Regions from separate parts of the Mus musculus genome. Here region 1 is linked to region 2. A link is a loop called in an ENCODE intact Hi-C map of the cell type or tissue named here. Cell type or tissue: left cerebral cortex. All regions are shown on one strand. Each heading gives the region's core, and the rest is flanking DNA. Links, peaks and the distances in the headings are about the cores only.

Region 1 (15,608 bases), core at 3,730-11,729, 180 kb after region 2:
TAATTAGCATCATTATTAAAATGCAAAATCTTAGAATTCAATGTAAAATAATTAGAAATATTGACTTGAGATTGTCAAATATCTAAGTAGAAGTGGCATCAAGAGCAATGGCTGGCAAACAACAGTCAAGTCATATTCAACATCTTTATTAAGAGACTCATTTTACTTATTTATAAATTTTCAGATGATATATTTTGAATATGTATTTTACTTCCACAACTTCTCCCAGATCCTCCCTACCTCCCTACCCATTGAACATTATGCTCTCTCTCTTTCAAAGAAAAGATAACAAAAATGATAAATAAAATTCCAATAAGACAAAAAATGCCAAGACAAAACAAAAAATTCCACATTAAAAAAATGTGGGGTTCATTTTGTATTGGCTACATAGTCCTGGATATTCTTACAATTTTTATTGTTGTAAAATATAACATCTTTTATTTTTTAAAAGTCCATTTTACCATTGCAACCGTTTTATGCACAATCTAATGGCATTAAGCATATTCTCAGCATTGTGCCACTGTCACCACTGTCTATTTCAAAGACTTTTCATAGCCTAAGTAGAAATTTCATAACTCTTAAGCAAAAGCTTATCAACTCTCCTCCTTTTTAGCCTGTGGCTATCTCTTGTTACTTTCTATAATAATTCACTTCTCATAGATGCAATTTTTATCGTTCTGTTCTCATATTCACTTACTTCATACAGTATTCCAAGGTTCACTCATGCAAAGTGAAGTTTCATTCCTCTTAAAGACTGAATAATATTCCACTGTATTGAAGCACCATAATATGCTTACCCATTAATTATGGAAACAGAATGTTTATAACTTTTGACTATTGTAAATAATGTTTCACAAACTTTGTCATAGAAGCATGTGAGTTTCTGACTTCAATGTCTTTAGCTACATAGACCTAAGAAAGCAATAGATCAGTTATATGGTAATTCTCTTGTAACTTCCTGGAGATCCATTGAACTGCTTTGAACAGTGGCTCTACTATTTCATGTTCCAACCAGAAATGTCTAACTTTGCCAATCTCTCCAGTTTCTCTCCAATATTTATCATTGTTATTATTGCCATCAAACAAAAATGGCAAAGTAGCATCTCCTTTGGTCTTTGAGAAGATGAGATGAAAAAAGAATGTAAGAGAAGATACAGAGAAGGAGCACAAAATGCCATTTTCTGGATATAATGTTAATGTGAGTATTGCAATTACAATCTCTTATATGCTTGCCTACATTGGCCCTACACAGGTTTACCAATAGTCATGCATGAATAAGGAAGCAGCTTGCAGAGCCTTACTTTTTTTCTGCTGACCTACTACTGATATGGTATAGGGGAGAGGTAGTTACTATCTTCAGATGAAGTCCCACTGCTGAGCTTAACAGATTTCACTGGACACTTAAAAACCTATGGTCACAAAGATTTTTCTGGTTAAATTTAGTAGATCACAAAACAAAATAACACAAAATAAAATAAAAAGACATGAATGTGGGTCCTTATGTACTTTATTAAGTTGCAAATTTTGAAAGAAAAGGATGAATTTCTAGATTAATTTAACCAGCAAAATTAAATGAAGCAATCAACAATTTAAAAGGGTACATGTTAAACAAGCACATTAAAACAGTAATAAAATTCTACCAACTAAAACTTCTAGGCCTAGATAGAGTCATAGAAGAATTCTACCATACTTTCAAAGATCTTCAGCCAATTCTTCTTAAATTACTTTTTTTAGTGGAAAAAAAAAAAGAATGAGCACTCTGAAACTTCTTCTTAGAAGCCAATATTACACTAATGCCAAAACATGTAAAGAAGAAAGAGCTACAAGTCAATATCCTTAGTGGGTATAGACCAAAAGATGCTCAATTAAAAACTTGCAAAGGAATCACTGACATATATCTAAAAAAATTATCCACCATCATCACAATGCCTTTTTCTCTGCTCTGAGATGCAGGGATGATTCAACTAGAAAATAGAAAGGCATTCAATACTCATGGACTAATAGAATTAATATTGTAGAAATGATCATTTTATCAAAAGCCATTTATAGATCCAATGCTATCTCAAACTTCCCATCCCATACCTTACATAAATAGAAATATATTATCCTAAAATTTATATGAAAACATTTAAGACACTGTATAGGCCAAACAATACTGAGCAAAAAGAATAATTCTAAACAGATTACCATTTCAGACGTCAATCAATATGTCAGACTCTTAGTAGCAACAACAACAACAACAAAACAGACACGTGAACCAGCGGAACAAAATCAAACACCCAAAGCAGAATATACAAAATTACAGCCATTCACTATATGACATAGGTGTAGGAAAGTAAATGAATAAGCTTGAATAAGACTCCATTTCACCAAGATGTAAGGCCAATAGTTGACAAGTAACATTTCATGAAATTAAAATGCTTCTGCACAGATAAAGAAACAATCAACCAGGTGATGATAATGTTCACACAATGGGGGAGAATTTTTGCCATAGATAGATAGATAGATAGATAGATAGATAGATAGATAGATAGATACATAGATAGATTTAATATCTAGAATATCTTAATTAGAGTTGGAAAAAATAGCCCATTTGGAAAATAGACCAGAGACAAAAACAATAATTCTCAAAAGAAAAAAAAAACCTAAGAAATATCTCAAAAAATATTCATTGCTCCTAGCATTTAGGAACTGTTTTACCCATTCTAAGCTGGGTAGGTACTGCAATTACAAATGTGCACTGCTGCATCTGGCTTTTTATGTGGATTCTGTGGATCAAACTGAGGTTGTCAGGCCTGCACATTCACCTGCTTGAGACACCTCCTTTGCCCAGATATTTTTTTAACACCCATAGCAATCCAACAAGGTAAGTATCATTATTCATGTTTCACAAACGAGAATATTGAGGTTCAGAAAAACATGTGATATTTGAATGCTTAGACAGTTAGGACTTGACCCAACTTTTTATGCATGATACAAAAATCATCTCACTTAGAATATACTAATAGTCTAGCTTCTTTTTTTCCTTTGATTATAACTAAATTTCTCCCTTGGAACTCTCCTGGGTCTCCTTCAAATCCATAGTTTCTTTTTCTACTATTTGTATATATATATATATATATATATATATATATATATATATATATATTCCTAAATTGAACCTGCTTAACTGCTAAGCCATCATTCGCATAATGATATTTGTATATTTGCATAATGATATTTGTATGTTTTCTTTCAGGACTGAAAACTCCGTGTTGGTGTGATCATATGTGTGCTTTTGTGGAAATTAATGTGGCTGTAGGTTCTGAAACTACAAAGAACTAATGGGAAGAGAAGAATGGATTTTAGTGAATAGATGAGGATGGCAAGAGAACATGTGTGACACACAAGTGGAAAGGAGAGTCTTGAAGGCAAAGGGGCATAGAGGATGGGCAGGGAGATGGAGGGAAGAAGAGAAGGTCAGTCCCCAAGAAGGTAAGTATAAAAACAAAGTTTTGGCAATCCAGGGACTAGAGGGGTGTCTCAGAGGTTAAGAGCACTGTCTGTTCTTCTAGATCAACTGGGTTTAATTTTCTATACCCACATGGCAGCTCACAACTGTCTGCAGCTCAAATTCCAGGGGTTTTAGTACCTTCACAGACATAAATGTAGGCAATACACCAATACACAGAAAAGAAAAAGATAAATATTTAGAAAAAATATTGCAAGCCAAAGTCTGCAAACATTAAGAAGGGTGTCCACATCATGCAGGCTGTCACCCCAGAACTCTATTGTCCTATGACCTCTCCATCCACTTTCATCAGACCTGCTGATCCAGAACCAAACAGGTTAGATTCTCTTCCTGCACCCATTTTCCCTGCTGGCTGAGTCCTGTGGGGCATGTGCAGGTTCTCTGAGTGGCCTAGTATCCTCCAGACCTCCATTATACACCCATTTCTCTACTTGCCTTCCTCTACCTAATCCCCTTCCCACCACATTCCCAGCATACTCAATAGCTGGGAGACTTGCACCATTCCCTGAGTACCATTGTCCAGGCCAAGGATACACACACCAGGAGCCTGCAAAAACAGGATCATTAAGGTTAGGCTCCCTCCCAATACCTACTACAATAGGAATATCCAGGGACAAGCAGAGGGCTAAAGGCTATAAAAAAAAATCAACAAAACCCTGGGCAATTTGATACCTTGAGAGCATAGCTATACTAGAACAGCAAGCACTGGCTATCTTAGCACAAACAAAGCACAAGATGACCTTCAATCCAATCTTGTAAAGAAGATAGAGGCCTTTCAAAAGGAGATAAATACATCCCTTAAAGGCATACAGAAAACAGAAGTCTTTAAAGAGGAGGCAAATAAATCCCGTAAAGAAATACAGGGAAATGCAATTAAACAGGTGACGTAAATAAGCAAAACTGTGCAAGACTTGAGAGTGGAGACAGAAGTAAAAAGAAAATGCAAACTGAGGAAATTCTGTAGATAGAAAGCCTAGAGAGGAGAACAGGAACAACAGATTCAAGCATCACCAACAGAATACAGGAGGTGGAAGAGAGAAACTCAGATATAGAATATACAATAGAAAAAATTGATACATGAGTCACAAAATGTTAAATCTAAACGAAGTCCCTGACACAAAACATCCAGGAAATCTGGTATATTGTGAAAAGGCCTAACCTAAGAAAAATAGGACTAGAACAAGGTGAAGAGTCCCAGTTCCAAGGACCAGAAAATATTTTCAACAACAACAAAAAAAATCATTGAAAACAAACAAAAAAAAAAAACAAAACAAAACGAAATAAAACAAAACAAAACCTTTTGCAACATACAGAAATACCTATAAACATACAAGAGCTTAGAGAACACCAATTAGACTGGACCAGAAAATAAAATCCTCTGACTCATAATAATCAAATCACTAAATCTATGGTACAAAGAAATAATATTAAAAGCATCAAGGGGAAAAGGGTAGGTAACATACAAATGCAGACCTATCAAAATTACATCAGACTTCTCAACAGAAACTCTAAAAGCAAGAAGAGCCTAGACAGATATCCAGTAACCTCTTAAAAGCAACCCACAGATGCCAACCTAGACTACCATACCCAGAAAAACTCTCGATCATCATAGATGGAGAACACAAACTATTCCATGACAGAACCAAGTTTAAACAATATTTATCCACAAATCCAGCTCTACATAAAACACTAGAAGGAAAACTCCAACACAATAAGTATAACAAAACAACATCCAAGAAAACACAAGAAATAAGTAATCCAATACCAGCAAAAAACAAGGAAACAAACATAAACATAAACACACACACACACACACATGAATACCACCAACATCAAAATAGCAGAAATTAACAATCACTGGTCATTAGTAACTCTCAACATCAGTGGAATCAATTCCCCAATAAAATGACACAAACTAACAGAATGAATGCAAAAACAGGATTCTGCTGCATACAAGAAACATATCTCAGCAATAAAGATAGACATTGCCTCAGAGTAAAGGACTGGGCAAAAGTTTTCTAAGCAAATGGACACAAGAAGCAAATTGAAGTAGCAATTCTAATATCTAATAATATAGACTTTAACCAAAAGTAATCAAAAGAGTTGGAGAAGGAAACTTCATAGTCATAAAAGGAAAAAATCTATGAAGATGATATTTTAATTCTGAATATCTATGCCTCAAATACAAGGGCACCCACATTTGTAAAAGAAACATTACTAAAGCTTAAATCACACATTGAGCCCCACATACTAGTGGTAGGAGAATTCAACACCCCATAGTCACAAGTTGACAGATCATCCAGACCAAAACTAAACAGAGAAACAATAAAACTAACATGTTATGAATCAGATGGACCTAACAGACATCTATAGAATATTTAACCCAAACACAAAATAATATACTTTCTTTTCTGCACCTAATGGAATTCTCTCCAAACAGACCCTATAGTCAGTCACAAAGCAAGTCTCAACAAATACAAGAAATTGAATTCATTGTATCTATCTAATCACACTACCATGGCTTAAAGCTGGACTTCAAAAACAAGAGAAACACCAGAAAGCCTACACACTCATGGAAACCAAATAACTATCTACTCAATGGTGTCTGGGTCAGGGAAGAAATAAAGAAATTAAAGACTTTCTAGAATTCAATGAAAATAAAGGCACAATATACCCAAACTTATGGGACAAAATACAAACAGTGCTAGGAGAAATTTTCATAACACTAAGTGCCTTCATAAAAAAATTCAAAAGTTTTCATACCAGATATTTAAAAGCAAACTGAAACTCTAAAAACTCTAGGGAAAAAAAAAAAAAAAAAACAAAGATGAAAAAGAAGCAAATACACCAAAGAGGAGTAGAAGGCAGGAAATAATCAAAATCAGGACTGGAATGAATCAATTAGAAACAAAGAACATAATACAAAGAATCAACAAAGCAAAGAGCTGTTTTTTTTTGTTTGTTTTTTGTTTGTTTGTTTGTTTTTTTGTTTTGTTTTGTTTTGTTTTTTTAAGAAAATCAACAAGATAGACAAACCCTTGGCCAAACTAGCTAAAAGACAGAAAGACAGTATTCAAACAAACAAAATCAGAAATGAAAAGGTAGACATAACAATTGACATTGAAGAAATTCAAAGAAACATTAAATCTTACTTCAAAAGCCTGTACACCACAAAAATGGAAAATCTTAACAAAACGGATGATTCTCTAGGCAGATACCACTTACCAAAGTTAAATCGAGGTCAGGTAAACTATGTAAGCAGACTTATATCCCCTAGAGAAATAAAAACTATCAATAAATATCTCCCAACCAAAAAAAAAAAAAAAAAACCAAAAAACAAAAACAAAAACAAAACAAAACAAAACAAAAAACGCTCAGCACAGATGGTTTTAGCACAGAATTCTACCAGACTCTCAAGGAAGAATTAATGTCAGTACTCCGCAAACTATTTCACAAAGTAGAAACTGAAGGAACCTTGCCAAATTCTATGAAGTCACAATCACTCTGATACCTAAACCACACAAATACTCAACAAACAGAATTTCAGACCAATTTCTCTTATGAACATTAATTCAAAAACACTCAGTAAAATGCTTCCATACTAAATTCAGCAACACATCTAAAACATCTTCCAACATGGTCAAGTAGGCTTCATCCTACAGATGCAGGATGGTTCAATATATGAAAATCCATCAACATAATCTAACATATAAACAAACTGAAAGGAAAAAAATGACATGAATATCTCATTAGACACTAGAGAAGCCTTTCACAAAAACCAACACCCCTTCATGTTAAAGATATTAGAGACATCAGGGATATAGGGCACATACTTAAATATAATCAAAGCAATTTCTAATAAGCCAATAACCAACATCAAACTAAATGGAAAGAAACTTAATCTTAAAGCATTTCCACTGAAGTCAGAGGTAAGACAAGGACGCCCACTCTCTCCCTATCTATTCAGTATAGAACTTGAAGTTCTACCCAGAGCAATAAGACAACAAAAGAAAATCCAAGGGATGCAAATTGGAAAGGAAGATGTCAAAGTATCTATATTTGTAGATGATATGATAGTATAAATCGGTAACCCCCAAAATTCTACCAGAGAATTCCTACAGCTGATAATCACCTTCAGCAATGTAACTGGATACAAAATTAACTCATAAAACTCAGTAGCCCTCCTTTATGTAAATGATAAATGGCTGAGAAAGAAATCAGCTAAATACTACCCTTCACAATAGCCACAAATAATATAAAATATCTTGGTCTAACTCTAACCAAGCAAGTGGAAGACCTGTAAGACAAGCATTTCAACTTGCTGAAGAAAGAAATTGAGGAAGATATCAGAAGATGGAAAGATCTCCCTTGATCATGATCAATAGGATTAATACAGTGAAAGGACCATATTACCAAAATAATTTATAAGTATCTACAGATTCAATGAAATTCCCATCAAAATTCTAACACAACTCTTTAGACATTGGAAGAGCAATTCTCAGCTTCATGTGGAAAAACAAACAAACAAACAAAAATAACCCAGGATAGCTATCTTGGTTTTTACTGCTGTTAACAGACACCATAACCAAGGCAAGTCTTATAAAGGACAACATTTGATTGGGGTAGAATCATCAAGGCAGGAACATCATAGAATCCAGGCAGGCCTGGTACAAGAAGAACTGAGAGTTCTATATTTTCATCTGAAGGCTACTAGTGGAAGACTGACTTCTAGGCAGCTAAGATCAGGGTCTTAAGCCCACACCAGGGTGACATACCTACTCCAACAAGGCCACACCTCCAAATAGTGCCACTCCCTGGGCCAAGCATATTCAAACCACAACAATAGCTAAAGGAATCCTGATCAATAAAAAATCACCATCCCTTAGATCAAGCTGATCTACAGAGCAATAGTAATAAAAATAATTGCATGGTATTGATATAGAAACAAACAGATTTATCAATGGAATTGAGCTGAAGACCCTAAAATAAACCCACATCCCTTTGATTTTTGAAAAACGAAGGTAAAACCATCCAGTGGAAAAAGAAAGCATCTTCAAAAATGGTGCCGGTCTAACTGGATCTATGCATGTAGAAGAATACAAATAGACCCATATCTATCACCCTGCACAAAACTCAATTGGACTTGAGTGGATCAAAGATCTCTGTATAAAACCAGATACACTAAATGTACTAGAACATAGAGTGGGGAATAACCTTGAACTCATTGGCACAGATGACAACATCCTGAACAGAACAGCAGTGGCTCAGGGTCTAAGATCAACAATTGATAAATGGGAGCTCATGAAACTGAAAAGCTTATGTAAAGCAAAGGACACTGTTAATAGGACAAAATGACAGCCTACAAATTGAGAAAAGATCTTCACCAATCCTACATCTCCTAGAGATCATCCAAAATTTACAAAGAACTCAAGAAGTTAGACGCCAAAATCCCAAATAACCCAATTAAGAAATGGGATACAGAACTAAACAGAATTCTCAACAAAGGTATCTTGAATGTCTGAGAAGCACTTTTAAAAATGTTCAACATCCTTAGTCATTAGGGAAATGCAAATCAAAACAATTCTGAGATTCCACCTTACAGCTGTCAGAATAGCTAAGATCAAAAACTCAAGTGATAGCACTTGTTGGTGAGGATGTGGAGCAAGAAATACATTCCTCCATTGCTGTTGGGAGTGCAATCTTGTACAACCACTTTTGAAATTGATTTGGTAGTTTCTCAAAAACCAGAAATAGTTCTATCTTAAGACATAGATAAATCACTCCTGGACATATACCCAAAAAGATGCCTCAATATACCACAGGAACACTTGTGCAACTATGTTCATAGCAGCTTTATTTGTAATAGCCAGAAACTGGAAACAACCTAGATGTTCCTCAACTGAATAATGAATAAAGAAAATGTGTTACATCTACACAATGGAATACTATTCAGCTATGAAAAACAAAGACATCATGAATTTTGCAGACAAAATGGATAGATCCTGAGAATATCATCCTGAGTGTGGTAACCCAGTCCTCAAAGAACAGACATGGTGTGTATTCACTTATAAGTGGATACTAGCCACAAAATACAGTATGCCCATGCTACACTCCATAGACCCAAAGAAACTGGGTCCCAAGGGAGAGTGCATGCATGAATCTTATTCCCCTTGTAGTAATATAACCTAGAGTCACGTCCATAGACTCCCTGTATCCTCTCCCATCCCAGGCCTCTCTCACTCCTCTTTTCCCAACACCTGATCAACATCCCTGTTCCCCTCCTCACCTCCTCTCTTAGCCTGTCATATCTCTCAATCCACCTCAGAAGACTATTTGTTTTCTCCTGAGAATCAACCCCTGACACTTGAAGATGCCCTGTTATGCTTACAGATAGGAATCTAGCATAAATGCCTCCTAAGAGGCTTCATTCAGCAGCAGATAAAGGCAGAAATATAGACCCACATCAAAAGTCAGGCAGATCTGAGGGAGTGTTTTGGAAGAGAGAGGGATAGAAATGAGCAAGTCAGATAGGTCAAGGACACCACAAGTAGACCCAGAGTCAACTCTTCTGGGACCACGGGTGGCTCATAGAGCCTGGGCCACCAACAAGGGAGAATGCAGTATGTGGTGTAGAGACTGTTTTTTTGTGGTATGTTGGTGAAGAATGTGACTGCTTTTTGCCCTTGTCTGAACAGTCTACCTGAGGCTAAGGTAAAGAGATTTATATTAATTGCATTGACAAAGGTAGTCTCAAAAAAGCCTGGCAGAGACTTTCTTCTCTGGTTAAGTCTCATGAAGAACATTTTGAAGAAGCATAGCAAGCTTAGAAAGGATAAATATAAAATATATGGTTTGAGTATTAAAGGGGCACCAGGAAGTGAAATGGAGCAAAATCCTGTGTTCTAGGAGATAAAAGATTAAGGGAGTGAGACTTTAGGGTAAGATTCTACCTAGATAAATTTAAATCCAGGTGTTGTGGACATAAATTTAATCCCAGGAGATAAAGCCAGCCAGCCTGGGACAGAGCAAGTTCTAGGTAAAGAAAAGCTTAAGTCTCCAAGTGATGGTACACACCTTTAATCCCAGGAGACAGGTATGCAGATCTCTGAGTTCAAGGTCAACCTACAGAGCAAGATCCAGGACAGCCAAACTTAGGCAGTGAAGAAGTTGGAAAACAGAAATTTAGTAACAATGCAATAGTACAAGGAGCCATGTTCCAGCCCCAGCAAGCAGCAGAACTCATGTAACTCTGGCTTTAGAGTCCATAATAGAAGGGACTACTGAGACAATTGATGTTAGTTATCTGGAGCTAAGAAATTAGTGGTGATTAAAGAGACCAGCATCATTGAGGTGAAATATTTGGGAAGTGTTTTCTGAGAGTACAGAGAAGTGGTGTTCCAGAAATATCCAAGGCTGTAACATTGAAATTGCCTTGGAGATCACAAGATGTTCGAGATGCCAGAGATGTGAGCTATCTGTTGAAGAAAGCTGCTAATAGGGAGTGGAACCAGCTGAAGAGAAAGAAGTTTGTTACAGACAACAAATGTGAAAAAGGAGTTGGAGATCTGAACTTTGTTTTGACATCAGACATAGAGATTCAGTTTAGCGTTTGCCCAGCTACTTTCCTGCCTTGCTTTGGGGATTATACTTAAGTGATTGGATGAATCTCAGAAGAGACTTTTAACTTTGGACTTTTTATATTGTTGAAACTGCTATAGGCTATGGGACTTTTGAAGTTGGACTAAATATATTTTGCATTCTGCTATGTCTAGGTATGGCTCCCATAGACACACATGTTTGAATAAGCCTATGGGGTCTAGGGAGTGGAATGTTAAGGTTTGTATATCCTTGTTCCAGGGAGTGGCACTATTAGAAGGTATGGTCCTGTTGGAGTAGATGTGGCCTTTTTAGAGTAGGTGTGTCACTGTAGATGTGGTCTTTAAGACTCTCATCCTAGCTGCCTGGAAGTCAGTATTCTACTAGCAGGCTTCAGGTGAACATGTAGAACTATCAGCTCTGCCTGCACTATGCCTGCATAGATTCTGCTATGCTCCCACCTTGATGATAATGGACTGAACCTCTGAACCTATAAGCCAGCCCCAATTAAATGTTGTCCTTTATAATATTTACCTTGGTCATGGGTCTGCTCACAGCAGTAAAACCCTAATTAAGACCTTTTGAACTTGGCACATCACAACTCTCCTGGCAAAAGGATTAATAATCAATTGAGCCTGTGAATTCCCACCTGCCTGTGTCACTCTTATTCCCTGCTTTATCCTAGTCCCAATAGTTCCCTGCCCTGACTGGAAAACACAATCTAGACATAGCCAATGTTTGATACTGCTCTCTTTAGCTTCCTTCTGATTAGAGCTAAATTTCACACAAAGATTGCTTTTAGTACCTGTTAATTGAAGTCATTGAAGAAAGGCCATTTCAAGCAACACCTAACAAAAGAGAGAGAAATGTAAATTGCTCTTGAAAATCTGATTTTGTGTGTAAACTTGGAAGACCTAATGGGCATCAAGAAGAAGGAGACTAATTAATTAAGAAGCACTAAATTTCCATTAAGGATACAAATAAAACATAAGGAACATGCTTAAAATAATACACAAGTTAATTCATAAGGTCACATTGATTAAACCCAGAGGTCAGACTTCAAGAAAAAAATGATTTCCAAAGTTGAGTAAGTGGGATCCTTCTCTCTTGTATTCAGTTTTCGTGTGGCAATAGCCACACTGAGTCAGAAGGTTTGAATGAAGGATATGACCAAGCTGACTAAAGAGGAAGTTGTGGAAAGCTACAGCTCTCTGGTTGAACATTTTCTGGATGAAGTTGTACCTCAGAGATTCTGCAGTAAAAATAGCTAGGTCAAGAAAGGAGAAACCTTAAAAAGCGATGTCCCTGTTTACAGAGAGCAGCGAAAGCTTAAGATTGGTATAATTAACCAGTGTGCACTGGATCTAGAAAATTATCAGCAGAGCTCTGCCATATTTCTCAGTCTTCCAGCTTGTGACACCAATTGTCAGGAAAACAGACCCTTCTTTGGAATTTGAACTTATACTGTCTGACTTTCAACTGAAGAACTTTTAGAAAACCCATGAATATGTTGCAGGATATCTGTGTACTCCTTAACATTGTTATGGAGTTCCTGATCCAGACCATAGGCTCAATACAATTATAATTAAAAGATGTATTGATTACTGCTAGCAGGACAACAATCTCTGAGCAAATCTTGATTTTGTGCTGAAAGGAGGAGTGAGGGAAGGGTTTTCAAAAGTGAAACCATATAAAGACCTTGAGTATCTATCTGTACAAGCAAGCCAAGAGCTATTTTGCTCTGCTACAATTAGGTAGTCAAGGCAACCTGAATGTCTACAGAAGCATTTTACAGAAACCATCACAAATACTTCAAGCAAATCTTCAAGGGAATGGCATTTTTCTGAGAAAATGGTCTAAGAGTTTCAGTTGATTCTCAGAGGAGATGGTGGCCTTCAAAAAATGTGAAGGCCATTAGACTAGCCTTGAAGACACTCTGTGATCTTCCTGCCTTTGTAATTTCAAGAGCAGATGAGTCATGAACCAGACTGGGCAGTCTATATTTACAGTTCCAGCTGCAGAGAGAATTTTTTTTTCCATTTTTATTAGGTATTTAGCTCATTTACATTTCCAATGCTATACCAAAAGTCCCCCATACCCACCCACCCCCACTCCCCTACCCACCCACTCCCCCTTTTTGGCCCTGGCGTTCCCCTGTACTGGGGCATATAAAGTTTGCGTGTCCAATGGGCCTCTCTTTCCAGTGATGGCCGACTAGGCCATCTTTTGATACATATGCAGCTAGAGTCAAGAGCTCCGGGGTACTGGTTAGTTCATAATGTTGTTCCACCTATAGGGTTGCAGATCCCTTTAGCTCCTTGGGTACTTTCTCTAGCTCCTCCATTGGGAGCCCTGTGATCCATCCATTAGCTGACTGTGAGCATCCACTTCTGTGTTTGCTAGGCCCCGGCATAGTCTCACAAGAGACAGCTACATCTGGGTCCTTTCGATAAAATCTTGCTAGTATATGCAATGGTGTCAGCGTTTGGATGCTGATTATGGGGTGGATCCCTGGATATGGCAGTCTCTACATGGTCCATCCTGAGAATTTATTCACTGTCTACAGATCTAAATCCATGGTGGCCACTACTATAGACTCTGTTATTCAGAGTGAATGGACAGTTAAAGAACTGATTTTAGCCTAAGAGGCTTTGACATCTGCACTACTATATGACCTTCCATCTTCTGGAACTCTGTGATCCAGTGCTAATGAATAAAATGGAACAGGTTAATAAATGAAAATAGAAGGAGGGACACTAATAGCAGTGGGAAAGAAGGAACAGAAGTAAAGGAAAGAAATTCTTGATGGGAAGGAAGGTATAAAGGGGGGAGGGTAGAAAGTGACAAGAATAATGAAAAACTGTTAGTGAAAGTAAAGATAAAGGAAAGAGAAGGATCGGAAGAATTCTTAGCTAGAAAGGGAAAAAAGTCAAGATAGGCTTGGGGTATCAGGGTGTGGTGTGCAGTTGATAAAAGGAGATGACAAATAGAATGAAAACATAAAAACGTTTTTTTTTTTTTACGTATTTTCCTCAATCACATTTCCAATGCTATCCCAAAAGTCCCCCACACCCTCCCCCCCCACTCCCCTACCCACCCACTCCCACTTCTTGGCCCTGGCGTTCCCCTGTACTGGGGCATATAAAGTTTGCAAGTCCAATGGGCCTCTCTTTCCAGTGATGGCCGACTAGGCCATCTTTTGATACATATGCAGCTAGAGTCAAGAGCTCCGGGGTACTGGTTAGTTCATAATGTTGTTGCACCTACAGGGTTGCAGATCTCTTTAGCTCCTTGGATACTTTCTCTAGCTCCTCCATTGGGGAACCATCCAATAGTTGACTGTGAGCATCCACTGACGTTCCTAAATGTAAGGAGTTACATACAGAACATCACCCAAAGAAAGTCTATGATACATATGATGTGATATGATAGATTGTGATATTACTTTTTGTGGTTGTTTGAATAGGCTTGGCCTGAGGAGTGGCAATATTTGGAGATGTGGCCTTGTTGAAGTGGGTGTGGCCTTGTTGAAGGAAGTGTGTCACTGTAGGGTGGGCAAAAAGACCCTCCCCATAATCACATGTGAGCTAGTTTTTTCCTAGAAGCCTTCAGATGAAGATGTAGAAGGCACAACTCCTCCTGTACCATGCCTTTCTGGACACTGTCATCCTCCTGCCTTGATGATACAGGACTGAATTTCTGAACCTGTAAGCCAGCCCCAATTAAATGCTGTCCTTATAAGCATTCCCTTGGTCATAGTATCTGTTCACAGCAGCAAACTCCTAACTAAAACACCCATAATGTGGCAAGCAATCTTACATAGCCTGCCAGAGAAATGTGACCCTTTAGGTAGGCATGACTCACCTATCGAAGAGGGAAGGATGACTGAGGATATTGGGAGGAGCTCTACTGTCTGAGAAAAAAAAATGCTCGAAGCACAAAAAGCCTTGGAAGAATTAGACCAAATGATTGCACATCTCAAATTGTTATCCAAGACTCCTAACTTCCTATGTCCACACAGGCTGCTGGAGATCTTCTAGTATAGGGTAACTACTTGGAGGACAGTAAGTGAGATGAAGTCATGGCACAGAACAATCATGTAAACAAGGACATGTCTGCCCACATGCTGGCCCTGATAAGCACATGGCCCCATGGGCCATCATGAAAGGAGGTAACATTTATCTGTTGTTCTGCAGCTCACTTATATTCATGTTTCACATGTTAGTAGTGTACACAACACCTCCACAAATATAATGCCTCATTCTATGTGCATCCCGAACATGTATAAATGGCTACCCTAACAGTGACCCTTCAAAGGACTGGTAGTAAGCACAAGCATGAGGCACTTTCATGTATTTTTTTCTGATTCTTAGGGGACTGGAATAGCTACTAGTTTAGGGAACAAGGAATACCTAGGAAGCAGGCAGAGGCAGGATTCTGTCCTCAGCATAACAGATGCTGAGACCCCAGCTCTCTCCACTACATGATGCTGAGACCCCAG
Region 2 (15,608 bases), core at 4,397-12,396:
TTTCAGAGTTCCATAGGGTTTGACATGATTTTTTGAAAACACTGTATGAAGCTACCTTTTCTCCTTTCCTTCAAACAACTGTATCTATTGATTACTGAAATGATACTGTGAAGTTTTAAACAGTCAGAGCAAAAGGAATACACATCTGAATCGCATAATTAAGCCCCGTGCCATTTCAGAACAACTGTAAGAGACCTCTCCACCATGCACAGCTCCATGGTGACCCCTGCTGTCTGCCTGCAAAAATCCCCAACTATTACCACCCATTAGAAAGAAAAGGAGGGAGGAGGAGGAGGAGGAGGAGGAGGAGGAGGAGGAGGAGGAGGAGGAGGACAAGGAAAGGACGAGGAGGACGAGGAGGACAAGGAGGACAAGGAGGAGGAGAAGCAGGAAAAGAAAAGAAAAGAAAAGAAAAGAAAAGAAAAGAAAAGAAAAGAAAAGAAAAGAAAAGAAAGGAAAAGAAAAGAAAGGAAAAGAAAAGAAAAGAAGGAAGGGAAAAAAAAGAGTGTCCAAAAGAGAAAAGCAGGTGTAAAGGTGTGGACCCAAACACTGGGCCTGAAGCTGCTTCAAGTTTGGCTGCATACCTCCTAAAACCCAAAAGAAGTGCAGAATCTGTGGTAAGAAAGACTACAGCTTTTTAAGTCAGAGAATGTCTTGCTATTAAAATTTAAAAACACTTCCTATGGAGTTTTGGTAGCATATCCCAGGTGGTACAAGGACTGACATATCCCATGTGGTACAAGGACTGGCATATCCTTAAAATTTGCACAGCCACAAAATAAGGCTGTTTTTTAAACTTTGATGAGGGAAAAGGGCGGGTGCCATTGAGAAAATGAAATACATTTCTGCTGACAAGTAGAGAAAGTGAGAAATGGACCTACTGGCAGAAAGGCCATGATGTTCTCAGCTCATCAAAACAGTGGAAAAGGAATAAAATAAAATAAAGCCACTGAACAATCACAAAAGTAACAAGACATCATCCTTCTCTAACATCGAGTGATCATTGTTTCTTTATGTATGACTGTAACAAGGTCTTTACCCATGAAGACTGTTGTGTTACCCACCAGAGGTTCTCAACCTTTCTAATACTGCAACCCTTTAGTACAGGTCTGCCTGTTTGTTGGCCCTTAACCATAAAATTAATTTCATTGCTATTTTATACTGTAATTTTGCCACTGTACTGAATTGTAACATAATATCTATGTTTTCTGACGGTATTAGGAGACCCAGGTCAATGGATCATTCAACATTTCCGAGGGAATTGTAACTCACAGGTCAAGAGCCACTGCCCAACACCAAGTTCCCTCTGATTTTTGAGAATTTGGGATGTAGAATTATTTCTTTTCTCCAATACCTTCTGGGGAATCACTTGCAGCAAAGCTAGTCCCCTGAGAAACACCTGCTTGCTCTTTCCAGTGTTAGCTTTCTTTTGCTAGAACTAGCTTGCAAATTTAACTTCTAAAAATCCTATGTCTGTGGTAGGTGAGCTTTCTTAGAAAAAAAATACCGTCCAGCAAAGGTGATTCTAAAGAGGCTTCTGAGAGTATGGACTGGGCAGTATTTCTATTCTCTCTCTTGTGTAGAGCAGTATGCTTTGTCAAGGGGAACACCTATGCTTCCCTTAGATTATCATACCTTAATATTCTTCTGTTGGTCAGGCTTTCAATACAAACTCACTTGTAGTTTGTTTAGGAGTGTACTCTCTTATGGAAGTTTCCAGATGTTAGCCAGTATTTTGACCCTGACTGAGTGCAGTTGCATGTCCTTGATCAACAATAATATTTTTTTTCTAACACAGTCGATGTCATGATTTCTTGGCCTCATAACTGTCTTATTCTTTTTACTTTCTCTGGGGACCTTTGTTAGCATCAAACCTAACAAAGAGAGAAATCACATCCCTTTATTTTCTAGCAGCCCATGACAAACCTGGAGCCATTTCTCAAACACAGACAACATAAGAATGCTTAGAGTTGATGCTGGCCACCACACCCTCCCTCATGGAAACCTGCAGGATCAGTCAGGCTGAGACTTTATTTTCTTTATAGCCTTTCCAGTACCTAACTTGCTTCTGCTGCTTCCATCCTCGTCTTCTCTGTGAGCACTTACAAGAGAACACACAAAATACTCTTGTCAGCCTCTTCCTGTGTAGGACTCAGCCTACAACTCACACTGCACTCTTTCCATATCCCTACAAATAGGAACTCACATCCTTATTGTTCAGGTGAAGCAATGTTCGGGGGTTATAAGTGTGGCCTGTGGTCTCATAGTTGCTATATAGTAAGGTAGACCTGGATGAACTTGAAGTCTTCATTCAACCTTTCTTTTTACTATGCATTGATACTCTCCCTCAGGGCTTCATGTCTGGCCTTATCTTCCTTCTTGAGTATACAATATTCTGATGACAAGAAATAAAGGCCCAGATGTCATGTGCCAAACACCTGATACATAACTGATGGTCTATACTGGACCTAAGTCACATATTTCCTCTCTGAAAAACATCAGGGCTCATTGCCACCTCTTCCTCCTTGACTTCAGGACAGATCAACTCTGCTGTTTGTGATATGTCATTATCCTCTTCCTGCACCCAGGTCACCACCTTTAACACTGTTCATTCGTGAAGCAACATCAAAATCAAGGGCCCTGAGAAGGCACGACTTCTGTTTATTTAATCACACAGAATAATCACTGCTCAGCTCCTAGGTGGTGCTTTCTATATGTCATACTAGCAAAGTTGGGTCACTCCTGGGAATACCTGTATACAATATTAGTTTCATTGTGAAGATCTCTTTTAAAACCAGAATTTATTTGAAGAAGCAAGACTACATACTACTATAAAACCACCCACTGCTAAAGTCAGAATTGTCTTTTATCTATCAAAGGAAATTCGCTATGATGGGAAGGAGAAAAGGTCTATTGCATCTGTTTCTCACATTCCACCGCCACAAACATTCAGGAAGGCTAGTCACTGGGACAGAATGAGGAGTGGGAAGGCAAGCAGATTCATAGTATCTAAGGATCAGAAGTAATGTTAACCACAGCTAAGACCCATACTGATGCAGCTGTACAGAACTGTTCAAGAACCAATATGGGCTAGTGGAGCCTCTTTTCAATTGTCTGCTCCCTCTTTCAAGCTCTCTGTTCCAAGTTTCCCTTTCTGACAAGAGTCTAGTCTGGGGGATCATAAAAGAAATAAAATACAATACACAGACATGACCCACTAGGACAGAACAGAATGAAAACCACAAATTATAATTGGTACATTTTACTTCCCCAAACCGTAAACATAATCACCACACTGTACCACTTTTCCAGGATCTTTTTCAAATGTGCATATAACTGTTTATGCAAAAATCACAAATCAAATAATTCAAGATAGTATACTTTGAGAGGTATCAGAATGTTTACCAGTGCCCATGATTTTTAATCTCCATCTATCAGATTAAGGATTTGTTTCTAAAAACACCCCATTAGCATAAGAAGAGCCACAAAAGAACCTAGACTCACTGATACTTCAGAGTTCCAGGAAGATTCATTTATCAAGCATCAAACACAAAGCCAGATGTAAAACAAACAAACAAACAAACAAAAAACCCACCAGCACAAGTTTTAATGTAATTTGGGAGACAAAAGGAGTTAGTATTTAGTGGAAGACCACACCCAAAAACTGGGGAGGCCATACCTGGAGGGCAGAGACAACACTAACAATACCAATACCAGACTTGCACTTCAACTCTAGACAGCAGCTGTTTAAGAAAGTGTCGAATGACTACAAAGATAAAACAATCTGGAATCACGTACTAGAGGACCACAGGTTCATCACTATACCCAAGGAGTCTTTCCCCTTTAGGAGTCCTTGGGTGGAGATTCAGGCCTGACTTGCAGGCAGAGCTCTCTGTACAGCATAATGTACAGGCCACTTCAACTAGGCAACTTCAAACCCATCAGCCCACTACAGCTCTTCTGTTTATTTCTGAAGGTAAGGGGCCATGCTCTGTCTTTAAACCAAATTCACTGCCTACAAAGGTGAGATCCATGGATTTATGCTTGATGGTGATGTAAGAAATCATATTCATAGATAAAATCCTGTGTTTTTGTTAACTTTATTATTCTCTGAAAATCCCAAATAGGAAATTATCTGGTTTTCAACTGTAGGAGGAAAGCATTGCTGGGCCTTTGAAGCATAAAATGTGAGATGAAGAGGACAATGGATGGGAGGGAGAGGCACCAGCTGAATTCCCCATCACTTCCTGAAGAAGCATGTGGAAAGTATGAATCTGCTCACATGCATAGCAAATGATTAAAGAATGTAGGTTGACATTGCTCAATTAGAGAGCCTAAGACATGTGTGTGAGGAGATGGTGGAAAAAATGCTGGAAAGAACACTGGTATGTTGGTCAGAAAAATCTCCTATGAGTGGCCATGTAGACTAACAGTGATTGCATCTTTGTAGCCTCAGTTCCTACATCATTAACAATGAGATAATAGCTACATCATCAGTCTGGGGATGTAGTTCAGTTACAAAACACTTCTCTGTTGTACTCAATATCTGGGGTCCCATCTCCAGCACTGACAAAAACAAACAAACAAACAAACAACCCACAGCTACACCAAGTTCAGAATTAAATGGTATATCTCACCTATAGATTGAAACCTAGTGGCTCTTCAATAAATAAATGCAAATCAGTGTCACCAGGAAATCCCTGTATATAAGTGACTAATGCACTAAATAAAAAAAAAATCTGAAGAATAAAAATTTAGTTGAATTGCAACAAATAGTAAAATGAGCAACAAATATTTACTGGACAACTACTGTCTTCCAGGTGATTTGTTAAGTGCTGCAAAGTATCCTTATTTAATATTATTAACAACCAATAATGTAGATAATTATTATCGTGATGTTATATTTTTAAAAACTAAGGGCAGACACAGTGGAACACGACTGTAATCTCAGCTTGGGCTGAGGCAGAAAGATAATGATTTCCAAGCCAGCCTGGCCTAAATAATGAGACTCTGTCACAAAAGTGAAAAGAAGTTGACTTGGAGATATTACATAACATATCCACTGTCTCATATCTACTGAGTAATAGTGCCAGAGTTTAAACTGAGACTTCCAGAATTGAAACTGCTGGTATTTCTTCACAGATGCTGAAGCCATTACCAAGAACTATAAGAGGAAAAACAATGGCAAGTAGTAACCATAATCATTCTAACAAAAAACAAGTCTTTCTCTTACACAAGATTCTATAGTACTAAGTACTTCCATTTGCATTTTCATTAGCACACTAGCAAAATAGATGTCATAGATAGTGTACAACTTGGGTAAGATGATGTATATAGTTCTATGACTCAGGAACTTGGGAATATAGTATCAGTGCCTACTTTACATGTTTGCGATGATTTGAGCAAGCTAATATTTGTATATTCTTTAGGGTATCTTCTAGAATGTGTTACATATTCTCATTAAATAGTTACATGACAAATACAAAACTTAATATTGTGAATCAGCATGATGTGTTTATAAAAAGATAAAGAAAGGGGGAATGTTCTATGGAGGTATAGTCAATGATTGGGGAAGGGATGTGCCTCAGCCAGCCCATGCTGAGGCATCCCTTCCCCCTGAGGGACCAGCCACACATAGGTATAGTATAGAATCGAATTTATTAAGGGCATGGGGAGGGGAGTCAAGGGGGTAGTAGAGGCAGAGAAAGACAGAGAGAGAAAGAGAGACAGACAGACAGACAGAGAGAAAGAGAGAGGAGAAGTAGAGGAGTAGAAGAGTAGAGGCCTGCCATGAGCATGTGGAGAGAGAGGGGGGAAGGGAAGGGAAAGGGGAGAGAGGGGAGAGAAGGGAAGAGAAAGAGAAAGCAAGAGAGCAAGAGGGCAAGGAGGGGGCAAGCAGCCCCTTTTATAGTGGGTCAGGCCTACCTGGCTATTGTTAAGTAACTATGGGGCATAGCATACCTGGCAGTTGCCAGGTAACTGTGGGGTGGAGTTTGGACAGAATGCTAACACAGTATATACCCAGGCTTTTTTTTTTTTGCTTAAATTCTGCATGAAGCTGCTCTGCAGTTCTTGGGTTGTTTGGAAGGCTTACTCTCAGCTTTTTGGTCCTTTCCATTGCTTCCCTTACCACAAATCCAACAGTAACTACTCCTCTGAGAGCTGTTTCTACAGCTGCCCTCTTCTCCTTTCTCTCTTGTTTTCTCAACTATATAAAACCACTGTTAGCTCAGCCTACCACTGTTCTGAATCAATAAGCCTGTAGCAGGCTGAAAAAGCCATCAGAGTGGGTGTGTGGCAAATTGCTGTGGCAATGTCTTTAATTACCTATGGTTTCAGAAATAACAGGAAAACACACACACACAAAAGACGCCACCCATCTGTCATAGAGATGGGTAGAAACCAAGGAAGACAAGAGCTACCACCAACCTGGTAAAAGACAAGAGAAAACCACACCCAGATGTTTTCCTAATTTTCTCTTGTGCCTACTTGTACCTTGCTCTTTCATATGTAGACCTATGCTGTCATCAAGTGCCCTGAAGCAGAGGAAACACCCACATTTCCAGGAGAAATTTATGGCAATATCCTTACCAGGGTGTTGCCAAGAATGTTCCCACAAATCACATCTCCTGAGACTTCTTTCATTCCAAGTTCTGCAACACATCTATGATAGAAATATTTCAAAGGAAAATGAATAGAACAGATTCTTTTAAAGATGGTACCTGAGCCCCAACCACACATACCATCAAATGTCACCACCAAAGTTCAACTTTGATACAAATCAAAGCAAGACCTCTTTATAATTTCCTCCTACTGAAAATGAACCTGACCCATGAATTCTCATGCTCTTATATGGAACCCCCCCCTACTGCCACAGGACTGCACTCCAGTTGGAATTTCTTTCTTTGAATTTTTTCTGCCAGAACTTTCTACCATGCCCAGTCTCAGCAAGATGTTATGACCTATCACACTATGCTCCACTCTACTGGGGTCTTTAGCTTCTTCCTGCACTATAAGATGAGAGCTATTTATGAAATGAAAAAACTTCTGGAAAATCTAATACAAACTATTACTCTCTTATTCCAAGGGCCCTGTATTTTGAGGAGAGGCCTCTGAGGCCTTATTAATTTATCTCAAGGTAACTCTGTGTGAGTAATTGGTATGAACTTTTCTTCTGTTTTGAATGTCACTGGACTTCACAGATTGTGATTGTTCTTTAAGGACAGGAGTCGGGTCTAGCTTTGGAATCTTGTGGTATTTTTTTCTCTTTTTGCTACTCTTAAGGCTAGGGTCATTAAGAGTATCTTGCTTGTCATTCATGTAGGGTATGGTGAATAGTAGAAATCGGTTTATTTATTGTTTGTCTTTTATATAATGGTAGAAGTTGCATGCCATAGAGTCAGGGAATGGACGCTATATTCTTTGTTATTCAGATTATTTTAATTGGTGATAACAGAAGGGGTTCTTTCTATTCTCCTTTAGAATCTTGTCCTGACTGTCCAATATCTACTTGGCTGTAGTTCTAAAACTTCAGGTCTTTAAAATCCATTTACTTTAAACCTAATAACAAGTGCCCTAGGGCAAAAAACCCCACCAAAACCAAACCAACCAAACACACACACACACACACACACACACACACACACGCATACTTATCATATTGGATCAATGGGAATTAAAGTTATAATTGTGCCAGTTATATAATACACTCGCAATAAATAATTGTTGTGCTCTCAGTCTTTAATGGCATACATGGCCTTTGTTGCTAGTCTATAGTCCTGGACACTTAAGCAAACCAATGTTCACAAAAGATTTTGTTTTGTTCCCACCAAATTCATGCCCTGGCTGTGTGCCAGGTGATTTTCAAAGAGAGTGTCTACATTGCCCTTAAAAACTCAGCTAATGTTTTGCTCCCCAGTAACACCACTGTTCAGAGCCAGAGATAGGAACCAGAATAATTCTTTGCTCTGATTTCCAGGAAAGGTGAACAATGCTACTAATTAGCTAGAACAAAGAGAGAAGTCTATATGAGCCACATGCAGAGGATTCCACTTAAATTCAAAGCAAAAACAAAAACAAAAACCTAAAAAACAACCCTCTGATAATTTCTACTTTATAAATGCCCTTTAAAATGCTGCCATGTGACAGGAAACACTTTCAGATTTCATTTTTTTTTCCAGGCTTGTGACCTCTCACCTACTTTGAATGATTCACTCAGTCTATTCACTCTCCAGGAATGTTGGCTTTGGCAAAGAACTGCAAGTCTCTTAAAATAAACACAACTGGGCTTTCATCTCACAGCAATCACTTCTGCCTGCATATTTCACACACTGTGTGGCAGGATATGTTGAATTAAAATCATAATCTCTGAAGTGAGATCCAGGTCCAGGTTAGGCCACTCAAGAATTAATCATGCATTAATTTCCCAAGAAGAATATGAGTAAGAGCTCCAGCCATTACTTCTCCCAGGTAATGGTCTCAACCCCTCCCAATTACCCCAAGCTACAGTAAATTAAATTCATGCAGGAAATGGCATTTGGAAAAAAAGAAACCAATGCCAATACTATTTTAAACATGTACAAACTAGAGATGTAAGCTAAATCACCCTGTTGGTTTTTTTTTAAAGTATAACTCAAAAGTTAAATCTCACCAGATGTATCAAATTTTTATGGATTAACAATATGTTCAACATATTTTAGATGTTTGAATAGTTTCAAACAAATATATGACAAAAAGCCCTTGTGAGCTTAAAGTCTTCCAGGATGAGCAAGACAAATGAACACATGCAAAACACTAATGACAGAGGCCAGATGTATGGTAGCCACTCAATGAAACGTTTGTCTGTGTGACACCAGAATTTCAATTCCTCCAGGTATGTGCCTATAAATTAACTACCTAGACATGTATATTTATCTTGGATTTCTCATATATATAAAAAAGCACATGCCATAATAAATTAATCAAGTGACTACAATGATTCAGTAAGATAGAAATGACAAAATTACTATGTGTGCCTAATATGGCCTGTAATAAAACAACAATCTAAGAAGTCAGTCCAAGGAAGTTAATGCTATTCTTGGTTGCTTTTCAATGGATATAAGTAGGTAGGTTAAATCACCATTTTAATTTTTAAAATTTAAATGCTGTGCTTGCTGCTAGAGCAGACCACTAGTTTGTCTGTTCCCATGAAGACTCCATATTCCGATACATTCCAAAGGACCTGCTTCACTCAGAGCAGTTGGTAAGAACACCCCAGCCCTAGCCCTTAGTCCCAGAGCTGCTGCTAGGAGTCTGGTGGACTCTGGACCCATCACTCACCAAAAGCCTTGCCCTCCCCAATACTATTCCCCTTCCTTCCATCCCTCCCAACTCTTCTACCTGGTCCTTGCTGCTGTGGCAGATACCTAGTTAGTCTGCTCCCCCTGAAGATTCCATATCCCAATACATTCCAGAGGACCCACTGTACTCAGAGCAGTTGCACACAGCAATCTGAACAATTGAGAAGTTGAGGACCCTCTGTACTCAGAGCAATTGAGGATCCAATGCTCTCAGAGTAGTTGGACAACAGCTTGAGGGCTCCAAGGAAGACCCAATAGTCTGAAAGCCTCCCAGGAGATATATTGCAGCCAGGGCAACAGATCAGCAGCTTCTCTGCTCCTGTGTAGAGCCCCTAGTTGGAAGGCCCCACAGGTGGTCTGATACAGACAGGGCAACAAGCCTACCTGAAGACCTGAAGCAACCCAGGGACAAAAGAGGCAGAATCAACAAACACCAGGGATATCCAGATGGCAAAAGGCAAGCACAAGACCAACACATGGGCATCACCAAAACCCAGTTCTCCTACCACAGCAATCCCTGAATACACTAATATACCTGAAAATCAGAATTCTGTCCTAAAATCCTATCTCATGAAGATAACAGAGTCTTTTAAAGAGGATATCAATAACTCACTGAAAGAAATACAGGCAAATAGGTGAAGGAATTGAATAAAGGAATCCAAGACCCAAAAGTAGAAGTAGAAACAATAAAGAAAACACAAATGGGGGCAAACCTGGAAATGGAAAACCTAGGAAAGAGGTCAAGAATTGCAGATCTAAGTATTACCAACAGAATTCAAGAGATAGAAGAATGAATCTCAGGTGTAGAAGATATAGTAGAAGAGGTTTACACAACTGTCAAAGAAAATTGAAAATATAAAAAACTACTAACCAGAGGCCTTGGTCTTGCCAAGATTATATGCCCCAGTACAGGGGAATGCCAGGGCCAGGAAGTGGGAGTAGATAGGTTGGGGAGCAAGGTGAGGGGTGGGTATAGGGTACTTTCAGGATAGCACTTGAAATGTAAATGAAGAAAATATCTAGTAATTTTTTTTTGAAAAAAAAAAAAAAAAAAAAAAACAAACTCATAACCTAAAGCATCCGGAAAATTCAGGACACAATGAAAAGACCAAACATAAGAATCATTGGAATAGAGGAGAACCATGATTCCCAGCTCAAAGGATGTGAAAATGTCTTCAAAAAAATCATAGAAGAAAACTTCCCCAAACTAAAAAAGAGATGGACATAAAGGTAAAAGATGCCAAAAATGAACAATGGAAAGAATAAAGCATCTTCAATAAATGGTGCTGGTCTAACTGGCTGGCAGTATGTAGAAGAATGAAAATATTTGTCACCTTGTACAAAGCTCAAGTCCAAGTGGGCCAAGGACCTCAACATAAAACAAGATACACTGCATCTAATAGAAGATAAAGTGGAAAAGAGTTGTGAACTCACTGGCACAGGGGGAAATTTCCTAAACAGAACTCCAATGTCTCATGCTCTAAGATCAACAATTGATAAATGGAACCTCATAAAACTTGAAAAATTCTTTAAGGCAAAGGACATAGATAATAAGACAAATCGTCAACCTACTGATTGGGAAAAAATCTTCACTAACCCTACATCCAATAGAGGGTAATATTCAAAATATATAAAGAACTCAAAAAGTTAATCACCAAAAAAACCCAAACAACCCAATAAAAAATGAAGTATAGGACTAAACCGAGAATTCACAACTGAGGAATCTAGAATGGTTCAGAAACACCTAAAGAAATGTTCAAAGTCCTTAGTGATAAGAGAAATGCAAATCAAAACAATCCTGAGACTCCACTTTACACCAGTCAGAATGGCTAACACCAAAATCTCAGGTGACAACACATGTTGGAGAGGATGTGGAGAAAGAGGAACACTCTTCCATTGCTGGTGGGATTGCAAACTGCTACAACCACTCTGGAAATCAATCTGGAGGTTTCTCAGAAAATTGAAAATAGATCTACCTGAATACCCAGCTTTACCACTCTTGGGAATATACCCAAAAGATGCCCGACCATACCACAGGGGCACGTGTTCGACTATGTTCATAGTGGCCTTATTTGTGATAGCCAGAAGCTGGAAACAACCCAGATGTCCCACAACAGAAGAATGGGTATAGAAAAAAAATGTGGTTTATTTACACAATGGAATACTAATCAGCAATTAAGAATGAGGAAATCCTGACTTTTGCAGGCAAATAGATGGAACTAGAAAATGTCATACTGAGTGTCAGACCCCAAAGGACATGCATGGTATGTACTCACTAATAAGTGGATATTAGCGAGATAGAGAGTGAAAGAGAGAGAGAGAGTCGACCACCAAACAGACAGCATGTACCAGCTGAGATGATGCCCCCAACACACATACAGTAGAGGACTTCCAGGTCTGTGTTCATTCAGAGAGCACCTAACCCTCAAGAGACTGGAGGCCTCAGGGAGTTTAGAGGTCAGGTAGGGTGGGGGTGGGGGCATCCACGTGGAGACAGGGTGTGGTGTGGAGGAGTTGTGGGATGTGGAACAGTCAGAGTGTGGAAGGGGAGGGACAGGGAATGGAATATTGAGTGTGAAATATGAATTAGTTATAAAATAAAATGTAAAAAATTTAAATGTTCATACCTTCTTCAGTATCTAGAACATGGTAAGTGCTTAATATACTTTGTTAACTGAGTAAATAAATAAAATTCTGAATTGTATTTAGATTAAATCTACAATAACACAGTAATAATTAATAAAGGTAAAAATCTTGTGCAAGTGGAGAACCTTTGCACTGTTAGATTTCTTGAGTTATGGTTAATAGCGTATTTCTGAACATCACTAAAGTGTTTTGGTTTTTTTCTGATCCAAACATAGCCATAGAAAAGGGCTTTCTTTTAATGTCAAAAAATTCCTTTGTGATTTGTTTCAGCAAAGTAGCTAAAGCAAGACTGAAAATGCAGTAAGTTACCAGTAGCTGAAGTCTACATCCACATTTCACAGTAGAAAGACTAGATTAAGAGAGCAACCTTAGTCCACAAAGAAGACCATCACCAAGATCACGGGAATACACAAGGCTCACTGCCTTGCCAGCATGGAAATATGCACAGTGTTAAAATGGCTATGTTTCTGTCTCCTAAGTGAACTCTTCACAAAATGTGTTTGTGTTTTCTCTGTACATTCATAAAGCGAACCAGATAAACATGATTTAGGAAATGGCAGTCCTTAGTGCTACACAATGGGGAGCAAGATCTACACTCTTTCTGGCTCTTTTGTCCCCTACCTCCATTACATTTCCCCCTTCCCTCATCCCTTTCCCCACTATGGGGTACCAGGCTAAAATTATTTCTGCAAATATTAGCCCTTCTTCCTTTTTATTCCATCTCATATTCCCATGAAAAATTATGTTGAATGTACATTAAAATATCTCCTTTTTAAAAAAGGAAATGGCAGTCTTTAGAGAAACAGGGAAGCATAAAATACCTTAGTGCAGAGTTATTTTTCCATAAGGAAGCATTAACTTCACCAAAGGAAACACAGGGTAACAAGACCATTTCCTTTCAGCAGCATCCAAACTAAACTGTAGGCCCCCTCTGGGGTGATGTTTTGCTATGAAGGTCTTGCCCTGCAGGAGAACTCATCACATAAGCAAAAGCTCCTGCTGAGCACTGTTATAGAAATGGAGGTTCAGGAAAGCATGTTTATCTCCCCAGTAGCCTACTTGTGTATATCTTTATGTATATGTACTTTATGTACATACAAAGATGATATTGTTGTTTTTCCTAGAGGAAATAGCCTATCAACTAAGATTGCATGGGCACCACAGTTGAAGTCAGAAGGTTCATATAACAGGACTAAATAAAGGATTGTGAGAACAAATGTGTAATGTCATGCACTTGTAGAGTAGCACACCAGGAAGCCCTAGTCATTGATAAGCCTGAGAAAGAGGAAGGACCCTATGTAAATTGGCAAATGGAGGAGAGACAGACCACCCAGTGGAAGCTCCCCCCTGTTTGCTTCCTTTTGTCCTACTTCATACTTATACTTCTGTGGATTGAACCCAACAAGAAGCATGGTGGAATAGCTTATTTCCTCCAAGATTAGAGAAAGGAGGAAAATGCCACTGAAGTTGAAAAATACTTAGTTAATAATGTGCTTAGTTATGCTCTGCAAACTAGTCTGACTACAGTAGTTCTCAGAGCTATTACATGGCATCCCTCAAAAAGAAACAAGAGAAGGTAGTTTGCATGCCAAGGGTGAGCATTTTTATATTGCTTCTGATCTTCCTTGCAGCCAGTTTCTGTTTTCTTAACTCTTGCTTCTTCCTGTAGAAGTCTTTTGATATTTCTTTTGCTCTCACCCACCTCCCGGCCTCCCACTGCGATGAATGTACATAGTGAGTTCATGACAAGTTAATTAACCTTCTTGATCCTACTTTTGTTTCTAAAAATGTAGGCTGTAGACCAGACTTTCTTCCAATCATAAAATGAAGCAAATAAATTCCTACTAGATCTTGCTTTTAAAGGTTTCAGAGGAAGGAATAGTGAAAATGGGAACACAGAGATGAAGATGATATTTTAAAAGGAAAAATAAAAAACTGAAGCAACTGTTCCAAAATGTATCCTTTTAGGGATGTTTAATTCTATGAATGTTTTTAAAGAAAATTTTCAGAGTGCATATGTAGGTACTGAAAGTGGGACTACTCGTCAATGAAGTCCATACACTATTTTCCACACTAGTTTTTCCTAAGAATTAGATTTTTTACTAAAATAGTTAAACTATCAAAACTGCATTAGACCAGTTATAGTTTACTATAGTTTATTCATTATTGTTTATAGTGGCTACTGGTGAAGAACCGTGATAGTCTCTAGAAATATGATTCTAGAGATTGTATTTCATAATAACTAAAGAAAAAAAGGAACCACCACAGTGATTCTTCTTAGGGGAGTCAGAAATAGAATAATTAGAGAAGGAATGATTTGAGCATACTTATCTTAAAGTCCTTTAAATTGCTCTACTATTTGCAGAACAGCTTGAAGACATAGTGATACTTATTCTTATAATATTATAGAATATTAATGTTCTCCCTTATGAATCCTTGAATTCTTTTGAAATCCTTTCACCAGGGAAATTTGATGACACTCATAAGGGTGTTTTTAGCACTAATACTAGACTGGCTTAGAGGACACCTGCTATGTGACTTCATGTGTCTGATAATTTCCTGCTCATACTATGGGCTCTCTGAGGGCAGAGTGGTGCCTATCTTGTCTGTTGTATATAATGTCTAGTACCTACTAAGATAATTGCGCAGTGGGTTTTGTGAATAATGAAATGAATGAAGTTGGTTTTGTTTGTTTGTTTACGGGTTGCCTTCTTCCCAAACTGAGTTTTCTTTGAGTCAAGACTCCTGTTTCTCTAAGTAGGTTCCTTTGTTGTTTTACCTTGGGTCACCAGTTCAAACATGTCAAGAAAGAAATGAGTGTTTTCTAAGATTTTTGCACACCTCATCTCTTGACATTGTGACACAACATTGTCACTTATAAAGTTCACACCAAGAACTATGTAATCAAATTACAAAAATATTCACAAAACCTATAATTTATTTATGTGATAATTCTGTATTAATCCACATTAGTAGCTGAAGTACTCATACACATCTAAGTTTTCAAAGTATAATGTAATGGTTTTACTTATAATTTTACAAGTTTATGATGGGGTGGAAATGCTATCCTTTTGGTGCTTTAGATTTTAAGTTCGGTTCTATTCCTGGAGTAGTGAAGAGATGACGGACAGAAGCAGTGAGCTATAGCTCCTGCTCAGCCCTGATCGCCAGAGAAAACTACTAACACTCTATACAGTGCTATGTTAATAAGCGAGACACACAGTATGATAGGTATGTCAAATGCACTTGCTACTTACTGAGATTTTTTATTTATGATGAGCTCATGTGTATTTAACGCTATTTTCATTTGAAAAGCATCTTTACATTTTAAAAAGGTTGTTAGAGAATGCATACTATGAGCAGGCTTATGACAGACTGTACAAATAGATCAATGGGTAAAACCAGGAAAGGTCCTTGATCTTATGAAACTTATATAGGGTTATATGGAAGATATGTTCTAACCAGATAGTTACACAAATAGTTACAATTGCAATCAGAAATAAAAACTAAGATATGCAGTAATAAAACTTAGACACGTGGCTGGCCTCTACTTCTCTCTTTATCTCTGCCTTCTTCTCAACTCCCCTCTCCATGGCCTGAATAAACTCTATTCTATATTAAACC

Evidence for each region. Peaks named below come from ENCODE experiments on the same cell type or tissue, not always from the same donor. Only the 100,000 strongest peaks of a DNase experiment are listed, where the experiment ranks them.
Region 1: a loop joins it to region 2, with 2.1 times the contacts of the local background. A loop is called at or near these places in 2 of 42 quality-filtered maps.

What each region holds. Positions count from the first base shown.
Region 1 is chrX:18,687,905-18,703,512 of GRCm38, reverse strand. No RefSeq gene overlaps it. Among named protein-coding and RNA genes, the nearest start is that of Dipk2b, 230 kb to the right of the region's middle. In left cerebral cortex, for the core only: no CTCF peak of the experiment used is centred there; no DNase peak of the experiment used is centred there.
Region 2 is chrX:18,866,884-18,882,491 of GRCm38, reverse strand. No RefSeq gene overlaps it. Among named protein-coding and RNA genes, the nearest start is that of Mir221, 270 kb to the left of the region's middle. In left cerebral cortex, for the core only: no CTCF peak of the experiment used is centred there; DNase peaks (open chromatin) are centred at 6,460, 8,280 and 8,781; H3K27ac peaks cover 253 bases.